Linked DNA regions of Mus musculus: region 2 is linked to region 1. Evidence: chromatin contacts called from ENCODE POLR2A ChIA-PET data. All regions are on one chromosome and are shown on one strand. Each heading gives the region's core, a stretch centred on a gene start or an enhancer-like site at or near the end of the contact. The rest is flanking DNA. Distances are from core to core; before and after follow the strand shown.

What was found. ChIA-PET counts read pairs that join two places held with the same protein, here RNA polymerase II (POLR2A).
Region 2: POLR2A ChIA-PET joins it to region 1 with 19 read pairs in Patski. The contact joins the promoter of Tmed1 here to the promoter of Qtrt1 in region 1. POLR2A ChIA-PET finds 5 or more read pairs at or near these places in 3 of 5 experiments (Patski and embryonic stem cell).

Annotation. Positions count from the first base shown.
Region 1 is chr9:21,407,886-21,414,280 of GRCm38, reverse strand. It overlaps Qtrt1 (queuine tRNA-ribosyltransferase catalytic subunit 1), which reads right to left and starts at 2,444. Exons shown (of 10, transcript NM_021888.2): 1 at 2,184-2,444; 2 at 1,980-2,048; 3 at 1,750-1,888. The coding sequence starts at 2,426. It overlaps Gm16853 (predicted gene, 16853), which reads left to right and starts at 2,561. Exons shown (of 5, transcript NR_045742.1): 1 at 2,561-2,834; 2 at 5,719-5,960.
Region 2 is chr9:21,506,534-21,512,928 of GRCm38, reverse strand. Tmed1 (transmembrane p24 trafficking protein 1) reads left to right here and starts at 2,695. Exons shown (of 4, transcript NM_010744.4): 1 at 2,695-2,935; 2 at 3,578-3,675; 3 at 3,815-3,998; 4 at 4,538-5,549. The coding sequence starts at 2,753. The coding sequence ends at 4,756. It overlaps Dnm2 (dynamin 2), which reads right to left. Exons shown (of 21, transcript NM_001253893.1): 21 at 5,783-6,395.

The sequences.
Region 1 (6,395 bases), core at 1,195-3,694:
CACAGCAACCTTATCCTGCTATCCGAAGATACAGGGACTCAGGGCAGCCCCTGTCACGAAAGCTTGTCCTGGCTCCACTTAGCATAATAACACAGGTTTCATAAGAAGGCTTTACGATAAAGCCCGTGCCCAGCACCGGAGACATCAGACATAAAGTTCCCAGCAGATCTTTTGTACTCGTCTGTACAGAAGTGGGAAAGAGTTGGAGCTTATGTTCCAAGGCTCCAGCCCCATGTGCAGTCTACACAACATAAACTGTCCTGGACTGTAGATGTAGCTCAATGAATCGAATGCTCATGTAATATACAAAAAGCCTTGATCCTCAGTATAAAACTAGGAATGATGGCATTTGACTGTAATTCCACCACTCTGGAGGTGAGAGAAAAGGATCGGGGGTTCAAAGTCAACCTCAGTTAAAGCAGAAGTGAGGTCCAGGCCAGCATAGACTATGTAGGTCTCTGTCTCAAAAATAAGACAAAATTGGGGGCTGGTGAGATGGCTCAGTGGGTAAGAGCACCCGGACTGCTCTTCCGAAGGTCAGGAGTTCAAATCCCAGCGACCACATGGTGGCTCACAACCATCCGATCACGAGATCTGACTCCCTCTTCTGGAGTGTCTGAAGACAGCTACAGTGTACTTACATATAATAAATAAATAAATAAATCTTAAAAAAAAAAAGACAAAATAAAATAAACTACATGGATGGAAATAAGGGGCCCAAACCATGACTATCTTATCTTGTTGTCACCAATATTTTATTAAATTCAATTTGTTACTAAGAACACTAACAGCTGGGTGTGGTGGCACCTGTCTTTAATGCCAGCACTCCAGAGGAGAGGCAAAAGCGGGTGTATCTGTGTTTGAGGCCAGCCTGGTCTACCAGTCTACCTAGAGAGTTCTTGCCCAGCTGAAGCTGCATAGTGAGACCCTCTCCAAAATAATAAACAATAAGTAAATAATAAAATACATACACATAAAACAAACCAATAAATAAAAAAGGATGACTCTGTATTCAGTACTGTGCTTACAGTACTGGCATTAGTTCTCTGTTTTGTCAGGAAATGAAAACAGCTTCTTTGTCTTTTTTTTTTTTTTCTTTTTTCTTTGAGACAGGGTGTCTTCCTTTGAGCCCTGCAGTCCAGGCTGTCCACTCACAGCAATCTCCCTACCCCCACACTTCAAGATTTTAGGTATAATTCTACTACTGCCAGCTTTGACATCCAACTTTTTCTCTCTGTTGTTTTCAAGACAGGGTTTCTCTGTGTAGTCCTGGCTGTCCTGGAACTCACTTTGTAGACCAGGCTGGCCTCAAACTCAGAAATCCGCCTGGCTCTGCCTCCCAAGTGCTGGGATTAAAGGTGTGCGCCACCCCCCACCCTCCTTTTTAAAGTGTTTGTTTTGTTTGTTTGCTGTAGTGAGGATCTAGACCAGGACACTGGCAAAACACTCTAATTAACTCTTGCACATGCCCAACACAGGACCTATTCTTTATCCTTCTTTTCTTTTTTTTCTTTTTTTTTTTTTTTGGTTTTTCGAGACAGGGTTTCTCTGTGTAGCCCTGGCTGTCCTGGAGCTCACTTTGTAGACCAGGCTGGCCTCGAACTCAGAAATCTGCCTGCCTCTGCCTCCCGAGTGCTGGGATTAAAGGCATGCGCCACCACGCCCGGCTATCCTTATTTTCGTTAGGTGAAAGAGTCCAAATTCAAAGACGATCCAAACCATACGTGGCGTTCGAAGCCCTCCTCTTACCCAGAGCATTCTGGATCTCCACCGACCTCTCTGGGCTCAAAAGTGTCTCTTCTCCATCGTAGGGCGAGCGGAAGTGGACGCCCTCCTCCGTCACCTCGGACAGGGAGAAGAGGGACACCATCTGGAAGCCGCCGCTATCCTGGGGAGACCCCGCAGCGAAGCTGTCAGGAGATTGAGACTGGGGACCTCTCACCTCAACGCAGCGCCCGAGGGCGGCAACCCCAACTCACCGTCAGCAGATTGTGGGGCCAATTCATGAAGCCGTGAAGACCCTGGGCTTTCCGGATCAGCTCCGGTCCCTGTGAGGGAGAAAAAGTTAGCGGTGCCCGCAGCTCCACGGCCAGGTGTGGGTGAGCCCCGGCACTGTGGGCCTTACTCAACAGACTTTTCCAAAGACCCCCTCGCCACCCACCCCCCAGATCGAATCCACACACCGGCCTCAGCCCCAGATGGTAGGTGTTGCCCAAGCAGATGCGGCAGCCCAGGGAGTCCAGCTGCTCCGTGGTGATACCCTTCATGGTGGCCTGTGTACCCACAGGCATGAACACAGGGGTGGCTACCGTTCCATGCGGCAGCCGCAGCTCACCCGCCCGAGCTCCGGAGCGACTGCACTCAGCGACCAGCCGCATTATTCGTGGAGCGGACTCAAGCGAACCTGGGCTGCCTACCGCCGCCATTTTCAGTCCCGGAACCACGTGGCCTGAGACCACAGAGGACAGCGCCGAGGTGCCCCGAATCACGTGATCTGAGAGCTATAGGGAACCATAGCAACTGACGCCACACCCTCCACACGCTTGGGTGCTCTACTTCCAGATCCCATAGCTGTCACCGTTCTAAGGCCCAGTGCCATGGCTTACCGAGTGAAGATACACAGCGCCAAGCCCGATGACCTGTCTCTGGGATCTACAAGACAGCCATTCAAATTCGCATGGGCGTACATACAATAAATGTATTTTAAACACTCCAAGACATGTTTTTCTGCTGTATAAAATACAACAGCCGGATATGATAACTCATCAGGAATCTCAAGATTTCAGAGGCTGAGGAAAAAGGATTATGTGCAGTTGGAGATCGACACCGGCACAGTGAGTTTCCTGCCAGCTTGGGCTACAGAGAGATCTCATCTCACAAAAAGGGAGGGGAAAAAAAGATGGAGCCAAGCCTGTTATTGTACTCCTTTGATACAAGGAAAGGTAGAGGCAGGTGGATCTCTGTGAGCCTATATAGCAAGCTCCAGGAAAGTTAGGGCTATATTGTGAACTACCTCAAAAAACAAGCAATAAAAAAGGCACTGTAGGGCACTACTGCAATCCCAGCACTTGGGAGGCAGAGGCAGGCAGATTTCTGAGTTCCAGGACAGCCAGGGTTACATAGAGAAGCCCTGTTTCAAAAAGCAACAACAACAAAAAACCCTAGCCAGACAAACAAAAAAACCTGATGGCTCAGCAGTTAAGAGCACCGACCGCTCTTCCAGAGGAACTGGATTCAATTCCCAGCACCCACATGGCAGCTCACAACTGTCTGTAATGCCGAAATCTGACATACATGCAGGCAAAACATCAATGCACATAAAATTATTTTTTAAAAAAAATCAGGGCTGGAGAGATGGCTCAGCGGTTAAGAGTACTGACTGCTCTTCCAGAGGTCCTGAGTTCAATTCCCAGCGACCACATGGTGGCTCACAATCATCTGTAATTGGATCCAATGCCTTCTTCTGAAACAGTGGCAGTATACTCAAATACAAAAAAAATCAAAAGCCGGGCGTGGTGGCGCACGCCTTTAATCCCAGCACTCAGGAGGCAGAGGCAGGCGGATTTCTGAGTTCGAGGCCAGCCTGGTCTACAAAGTGAGTTCCAGGACAGCCAGAGCTACACAGAGAAACCCTGTCTCAAAAAACAAAAAAACAAAACAAAAAAAAATCAAAATAGGGGCTAATGAGCACGTACCCAGAGGACATGGTACTCCTAGCACACACAGCCCCCTGTAACTCCATTTCCAGTGGATCTGATGTCCTCCTCTGACCAGGCAGGTAAGATGGTAGCACACCCACATTCAGGCAAAATACTTAAATACACAAAATAAATCTTTTAAACAAAAACAACCCAACTTTCTCCCTGGCATGCACAAGGCTCTGGGTTGAGTCCTCTGCACACATACTCACATAGCATACTCTTCATACATGTAGTCACTAACAATAGTCTGTCATTCTGTGTTCATTTACTAAGGACCTAGCATGTAGTCAGGCGCTCAGTCATTTTTTTGTCAAAGGATTCCTATCATTACAAAAAGAAATCTAATGCCCAGAAACTTGACCCTATTACTTTATTCAATGAGGGAGGTGTGTGTGTGTGTACAGTCACGTGTTCCCACTGCCCTGACCAGAGATTTAATAAAGATAGCCAAGTGATTTTCTGTCAATATAAACCGTATCTGCCACCTCTGCCGGCAGAGGGCACCATTGTCCCACAATATTCCCAGTGAGCTGCTATGCAGAACCTGCTATGATGGGCAGAGGTACTGGGTAGAATCTGAGTCTCTTGCAGTGAAAAAGAGTAAATGAATACCAATTACCAGAAGTTATAGGGCTGACTGAGCTTAGTCAGAATGCCTCAAGACACCGAGGCTGAGGAATAGTCAAGGCCCTTGTGCTTGTGTGAGCAGAGGCCAAGGGATGGTTAATAACCTGCTGTTGCTCTCCACCTTAATCCCCAGGCAGTGTCTCACTGAACCTGAAAGCAGCTTGGCAGTCAACCAGCCCCAGCGATCCTCATCTCTACGACCACTTCTCCATACACACAGTGCTGGTGTTCCAGGTCACAGCCCTGCTTTAGAGTGCTTACATTTATGCGTGTGGGTGTAACTGTCAGCGTAGATATACCCACACACTTGCCACAGCATCCTTGTGGAGGTCAGAGTACAACTTCCAGGAGTCTGTGCTCTCTGGTCCCAGGAAACCAAATCCAGGCTGTCATCTTTATGCATTTACTCAGCTCCCTAGACCTATGCCAGCTATTTAAGAATTTTATGTGTTTTGCCTACATGAACATATATGTACTGAAAGCATCCTGGAACTGGAGTTACAATTGTGAGCTCTCATGCAGATTTCTGGGACTAGAACTACTGAGATATCTCTCCGGTCCTGTATTGGTTATTTTTTGAGACAAGCTCTCACATAGTTCATGCTGACCTCACATTTACTACGCAGTAGCTGGTGTTGATCCTCTTGCTTTTTGGTCAAGGCAGGTTTTCTTTGTAGTCAGTCCAATCTGTCCAGGAATTTGCTCTGTAGACCAGGCAGGCCTCAAAGTCAAGAGATCCACCTGTCTCTGCCTACAAACTGCTGGGATTAAAAGCGTGCCAACCTGCCTCCACCTTTAAGTGCTAGCTCATAGTACTACCATAGTAGCTGGCAACTTTTTGGGTTGAGGCAGGATTTTACTCTGTAGATGATGCTGTCCTGGAATGATGCAGTCCAGGCTGTCCACTCACAGCAATCTCCACGCTTCAAAATTTTAGGTATAATCTTCTACAGCCAGCTTCGACATCCAACTTTTCCTGTTGTTCTCAAGACAAGGTTTCACTGTGTAGCCCTGGCTGTCCTAGGAGTCACTCTGTAGACCAGGCTGGCTTTTGCCTTGAACGCACAGAGATCCACCCGCCATCGTTGGGTTTATTGACAGGGTCTTAACATGTAACCCACCTGCCTCTGCCTCCTGGGTGCTGGCATTAAAGGCGTGTGGCCCCATACCCAGCACCCTATGTATGCTATTGAATTATCCGACAGACTAGGCTGGCTTGCCAGTAAACACAAAGGATCTATCTCTGCCTCCCAGTCCCAGGGTCAAAGAGGAAGCTCATTGCCATGGTCTGACATGTGCTAGGGGGCTCTGGTTTTATGTACCGACCTTTCCACCCCTTGAGTAGCCTTCCCTGGGTCTAGACTTTTTTTCCTTTTCTTTCTCCCTTTAGTGTTTTGTAGCCTATTCTGACCTCAAGAATCTTATACTCAAGTGAACTCACTAACCTCCAGTGGTTCGGAAACAAGGACTGAGCCTGGAGACACAGGCTGCACGAACCAAAGGAAAGTACCAGGGCACTTGAGCAGTGAACTCCAAGAGTGGCTGGTGGGACTAAAGGAAAGGATGGAAGACAAATGTCACTGCAAGCAGCTGTGCGACGCTGGATTGGAGAATGTAGGCTTTGCCATTGGGGTAAATATGCATGGGAGTAGTAGTAGCAGTTTAATGTCCTCAATGGGAGGAGAGCAGGGACCATCCTGAGCCCTCCCCTGCAATTAACAGCATTGGGAACTCCGCTTCAGCACAAGGGACAGCGGCACTATCGTTGCCAGGAGATTGGAGAAGCCACTGCACATACAAGAGGCCGGGCAGAGAGCATACAGCCTTCAGAAGCTTGGGGACTCAATGAGAGAGCTGGCCAAGTTCCCAGTGTGGCAAAGTCCAGGAGTTACCTAGGAAATCATGAGGAGGGAACTGGATTGGAAGGGGTGCTGTGTGCCTAGGAGTAAGAGCAAGTGCCATGCACTGACATTTTCTGTCTAGCCATAGGTGGTCTGTGCTCTCACTGTTCTCACTTATCCAGAGGTCCATGGAACACTAAGCAGGGACTTAGGTGGCTGGCATGAG
Region 2 (6,395 bases), core at 1,446-3,945, 98 kb before region 1:
AGAGCAACCAATCGCCTTGACAGTAGCTGAGGTTTGGGAGTTCGCACAGGGCTTCCTCTGGCCAACAACTCAATCAGCTGTAACTGATTTTTAGCACTGGGGGTTTTACTTGGTGGTGAGACGTCTGGTTGGAGCTTTGTCTCCCAGGATTTGGTGATTCCATTTAGGCTTCTTTTGTACATGTATATATATTTTAAGAGGGTTCTCCTGCAGCAGGTTTCCATATGAACCCTCGAGTGGCCATTAATGTTGGCCCCTCCCTCTGTTCTGCCCTTACCACCCACCCCTCCCCATCTCCATTGAATCATCCTGTTCTGGTGTCTCCCACCTCATCTCTCCATAACTATACATTTTATTTTCCATTTCCCCTTCCTTGGTTGTCCTCTCCTCCCACGTCCCCCTCCTGAGTTCTAGGGTTAAACATTGTAGCAAGCTTCAAAGCTAACACACACACCATTCTAATGTTTATGGGTCTGGGTTACTTCACCTTAGCCTCCGCTCAGCTATCTGTGAATTTCATTTCTTTTTAGACAACTGAGGAATATTTGGTTGGGTAAATGTACCACATTTTCATTAGCAAGTCAGCTGCTGATGGACGTGTAGGCTGTTTCTGTTTCTAGCATAGAAATTGTAGAGCAGCAGTGAACAAGGAGCAAGGGGTTTTCCCTCCTGGCTTTTGAGACAGGGTTTGTCTGTGTAGCCCTGGCTGCCCTGGAACTCAGTTTGTAGACCAGGAGGATGTCAAATGCGCTCGGAGCCTCCTTCCTGACTCTGGGCTGCTGAGCTCTCCATCATACCCAGCTGCCTGTTCATTTTGTGCCCTGCTACTTTGCTGCAAGTGTTTCTCACCTCAAGTTTCCTGGTGGGGTTTTTAAAGAGTCTTTTATGCATAAAGTCACAGTATCTGCAAATAGAAACTTTGTCTTTTTCCTTTCCTATTTGTGTCCATTTGGTATCTTTCTGGTATCTTTTTTTTTTTTTTTTAAGATTTATTTATTGTTATATGTATCTACACTATAGCTGTCTTCAGACACACCAGAAGAGGGAGTCAGATCTCATTACAGATGGTTGTGAGCCACCATGTGGTTGCTGGGATTTGAACTCAGGGCCTTCGGAAGAGCAGTCAGTGCTCTTAACCACTGAGCCATCTCACCAGCCCTCTGGTATCTTTTTACTCTAGCTAAGACATCAAGGACTACTGAGAGGTGGTGGCACATGCTTTTAATTCCAGTACTTGGGAGAGAGAGGCAGGCAGATTTCCATGAGTTCAAGGCCAGCCTGGTCTAGAGTTCCAGGATAGCCAGGGCTACAAAGAGAAACTGTTTAAAAAAAAAAAATAAAAGGACTTCAAGTACTTCAAGTACTATATTAAGCAGATATGGGGAGTGGACACCTTGTTTTATTCCTGATTGTGGAAATGTTCTGAGTTCTGTTTAGGCTGATGTTGGTTGCTGTAAATTACCTTTATTCTTTTGAGGTTTCTCTTTCTTTTTTTTTTTTTTTCCCCGAGACAGGGTTTCTCTGTGTATCCCTGGCTGTCCTATGTCCTGGCACTCACTCTGTAGACCAGGCTGGCCTCGAACTCAGAAATCCACCCGTCTCTGCCTCCTGCGTGCTGGGATTAAAGGCGTGCGCCACCACGCCCGGCTCAAGCTACTTTTCTTATATAGCTCATCCCCACCTGTCTAGGAAAGGTACCATCTACAGTGGGCTGGGTCTTCCAGCAACGTTGAAAATGCCCAACAGGCAATTCCTCAAGTGACACTCAACTTGCCAGATTATTTTGTCAAGTGAACAAGAGCTAAGCACACAGTGTTGTGTGTGTGTGTGTGTGTGTGTAGGTCAGAGGACAATTGCAGGAGTCAATTCTGACCTTCCACTATCGTAGCACATGGGGATTAAACTAAGGTCATTAGGTTTAGCAGCAAGCGCCTGTGTTCTCTGAGCCATTCAAAGCCCAAAATAGATTCCTTGATTTTTTTGCTGGTCTGGAACTATGTAGTTCCATACCAGTTCGAGAGGATGGCCTCGAACTCCTTCCACCTCCCGACTCAGCCTTTCAAGTACTGGAATACTGCATGTGTCAGCACAGATGCACGTGGACCTGCTGACCCAAAGGTTTGAGATGTATTGTACGCAGGCTGAGGCAGTATTCTACTCACCAACAAACATTCCACCACCCCCTTAGGGATGGTATAAGGTGTAAAGGAAAAGCAGTCGGGGGAGGCCATGCTCACTGAACTAACATCGCCAGAACTCCAATATTGGAATACTAGCACCTGGCATATCTGCCTGTCGCACCCGTCACACAAGTTGAGATCAGAATCCAACAAAGCCGCCGTCCTCGGAGGGCTACGCCTACACTTGATTGACCAATGGGCAAAAGCACCTTGAATTGGGGAAGGCAGAGAGCGGGCGGTGCCAAGGGAGGACCTGCAAACCTCCCCGTTTAGTCATCTTAATTGTTGCCTGTAAAGAAGTGCTTCACCATTTTTAGATTTGTCAGTGCCCCCACCAAATGCAGTGGTTGATATCAGACTTGGGTAGGTTTCACGAAGTTCGCAGTAGCGTTAGTATGCTTTCTAGCAGATTAGGCAATTACCAGGGCAGCTCCCCATCCTGGGGCCCTTCAGTCAGCATTCCGCGGCTTTGGGGTCGAACAGAAGCCGAAGCCAATGAGCTTTGCCGAAATAAGAGGTGGGCAGGACAAATCCTTAAAGGGTCCACGCCCCGTGAGTAGAGGGTGACCCGGATGATGGCGGCCGGCGCGGCCGTAGCACTGGCCCTGTGGCTACTCCTGCCAGCAGTAGGAGTGGGAGAGGCAGGGCCGCCGCCTATCCAGGACGGCGAGTTCACATTTCTGCTTCCCGCCGGGAGAAAGCAGTGTTTCTATCAGTCCGCACCGGCCAATGCTAGTCTTGAGACCGAGTACCAGGTGAGAGAGGGGGTCCCGGGCTCGGAATAGAGCAGGGCTGGGGGCGTGGCCAACAGGCGGGAGGGGCGGGGCAGAGGTGTGGCCAGAACGCTAATAGTCTTGCAGAGAAGGGGCATGCTCTGCTCAGAGCTCTTTGGGTTGGGTTCTAGGGAAGTTCCTGGCGGCTGTTGGGTAGGTTACGATTAAGTTAGCGGTCAGGTAGACAGCCACCTTAGACTACTCAAGGGCGTTGGCAGGGTGGTTGATAAAAGACCTCACGTGGATGTATCCATCTTAGGGACTGGGAAGAAACCTTGTAGGTGTGGATGGATGTTGGTCTTCAGATAGGCCCTTGGGGGAATCCAAATAGCTTGCTGGGTTAAAACAAAACAAAACAAAACAAAAACCGCTTGCTGCTAAACTACGACGACCCGAGTTTCCTAACTCTATGGTAGAAGTGCAGCTCTGACTAATCTCCCTCCACAGGCGCTACTCCTCTATCTCAAGCAAATACCTGGGATTTGTGGTTGTTCTTTTTTCTTCTTAAAGATAGGTTCTTGGTGATCTTACATGGGTCTTTCCCGGTTCGGTTTAACCCAGGCTTTCTGTGGCAGATAGGCTTGCACAAAGCTGCCAGTTCCCCAATTCTTACCTGCTCTTCAGGTGATCGGAGGTGCTGGGCTGGACGTGGACTTCACCTTGGAGAGCCCTCAGGGTGTGCTGTTGGTCAGTGAGTCTCGAAAGGCTGATGGGGTACACACGTGAGTGAAGTCCTGCCCTGCCTTGGTTCAGTTACAGCCCTGCAGCTCCCCAGTGGCCTCAGGTTACCATCCTACTGGTTCCACAGACCAGCTGGCTGGTCACTCCAGGGTCACGTCTATGTCTCATCTGTCTGCCCAGGGTGGAGCCTACTGAGGCCGGAGACTACAGGCTGTGCTTTGACAACTCCTTCAGCACCATCTCAGAAAAGCTTGTGTTCTTTGAGCTCATCTTTGACAGCTTCCAAGATGAGGAGGAGGTAGAAGGTTGGGCGGAGGCTGTGGAGCCAGAAGAGATGCTTGATGTCAAAATGGAAGACATCAAGGTGAGCTGGGTATGATGGTGCATGCTTAGAATCCCAGTTCTGAGGAGGCTGAGGCAGGATGCCAGTGAGTTCAAGACCAACCTTATTTACATAGCAAGCTCCCGTCTCACAAAACCAACAGAAAGGGCCGGGAATAATTGAGTTGGCAGAGCACTTACCTAGGACGCTCCCACAGCTGAGCCCCCACACCCAGCACTGCACACACTGGGTATGGTTCTCTTGGTCCTGAGGATCACAAGTTCAAGGTCATCCTTGGCTTGCACAGACTAGCAGAGTTTGGTGAAGTGGCTTGATAGGCAAAGGCAACTGCACCAAGCCTGGCTACCTGGGGTCGTCTGCCATGCACGTGTGCCCCAATCCCTCTTAAAAAGAAAAGTCTCACACCCACCCAAAAAACAAAAAAAAAAACACCAAGGGGAAAACCCCTCAGTTTCTAGAGAAGACGTGAGGCAGGTGAACGGATAGCCAGAGCCGTGCGTGGTGGGGTAGGTAGGCATTCTGACTTAAGCAGCCTGACCCGTTCCTTTGTGCCCTGGCAGGAATCCATAGAGACCATGAGGACCCGGCTGGAACGGAGCATCCAGATGCTCACTCTGCTCCGAGCCTTTGAGGCTCGTGATCGAAATCTTCAAGAAGACAACCTGGAGCGGGTCAACTTCTGGTCAGCTGCCAATGTGGCTGTGTTGCTGCTGGTGGCTGTCCTGCAAGTCTGCACACTCAAGCGCTTCTTCCATGACAAGCGCCCTGTACCCACGTAGCCCCTGCCACAGAGGATGAGGGCAGCGGGTGTGTGACTTGCTGGACACCTCCCAGACTCAGATGAGACACTACATAGTTGGGTCCTTAGCAGTGGCCCCATGTGTCTCCCTTCCTCAGTGACCAGGGAGTGCCAATGGCTCACAGACCCCTCGGAAGGGGGAGGGCTCAGCGACTGTGCCTGTTCCTTGGAGGGTGGAAGTGCTGGGCGCAGCAGTGTGGGGACACTGCTCTTGGATGCCCTGGCTTTCTCCTGAAATCGTGCCTTAGCTTCAGTCTTGCAGCTATCAGGATGGGGTGAAGCTGTGGTGCTGCCCCCCACCCTCCAACTAGACACCCCAACTGCAATGTCTCTGCTCTCCTCCTGGGGTAAGCCTACTTCACTAGGGTCTGGGAAGGAGACACATCTGCAGAGTTCTTGCCAGGACAGTCACTTTTATTTGAAAGGAAGGAGCCCTGGCCCCTTGGCCCAGAGGGGAGCCAGCTAGTAGGTGGTTTGGGAGAGGCCCCTTCCTTCTCTCTGGGTGCAGGGCCTCAGAGAAGGCTGGCCCATGAGCCTCAAGGAACAGAGGGCATTTGTCCTGGGCACTGGAGTCAATAAATTATGGTCAGAAAGTTAATAGTGCCTGGTGACTGGGCTTAGGGATGTCAGCTTGGGACAGACCTAGCCTCAAGCCAGGGCAGCCAGGAAGGGGGGACACTCCCACGAAGCTCAGAAGAAAGGTCGGGCAGGAGCCAATGGAGGTGGTCGCCTGGCACGAAAGAAAAAGACCATAAACCATGGCTGAATGAACTGAGTCCCCTGGTCCCGGTGGCTGGCGGGGCTGGGAGGAGGGCTTGGCCACAGCATCGCACAGAGGTGGATAGAATTCCTGTTTCCCATGAGCACTGTGTGTGAGGCCTGGTACGGATGGGGACAAGAGGGGCTCAGAACAGATGACACAAGACTCACGCGTGTAAATGAGTGTGGGCAGCCTCATGAGGGGGTGCTCAATCTCCTGAGCTGGGACACACACAAAAGGCCCACACACGTAGCCACCAGTAGGGCTTCCCTTTATTTTAGTTTATTAATAGGATATACAGAGGCAGGCACTTAACAGTGGTCAATCCAGGCGGTGGGAGCCGAGGCTGCAGAGGCACCCAGGGCCCACCCTGTGGGGACATCTGGTTGGGAGCCAAGAGGCCTCTGATGTCTCCCCAGTTCATACAGCCCAAACCACAACCGGGGCTGAGGAGAGTGAGGGTGGCCAGAGCTGAGGCCCTCCAGGCCTGAGGAAGGCACAAAGGCACCTCTGGGTGCGGAGCCTGGGCTGGGCTCAGCTTGTGTGGTTAATATGGCCAAAGGAGCTCTATATATACAACTTGAGCCAGGTGGGTCAGCACTGGACCTGCTGGGCCTGGCTCACTCCTGAGGAGTCCTTAGGAAAGGTGGGCAGTTCCTGGACCCCAGAAAGAACAAAGGCTCTGGAGGAGCTCCAGAAGAGTCCCCCCACACTAGCCTGGACCTTTTTTTCCTGATGGTCCCAAGGATGCAGTTCCTGTTCTGCTAGCCAGAGCTCCTCCTCATCCCAAAGTGCAAAGCCCCCATGTGCTGTGCTGTGGGCCTCCTCACCCTTCATTGTCATGTCCACTAGGGCGAGG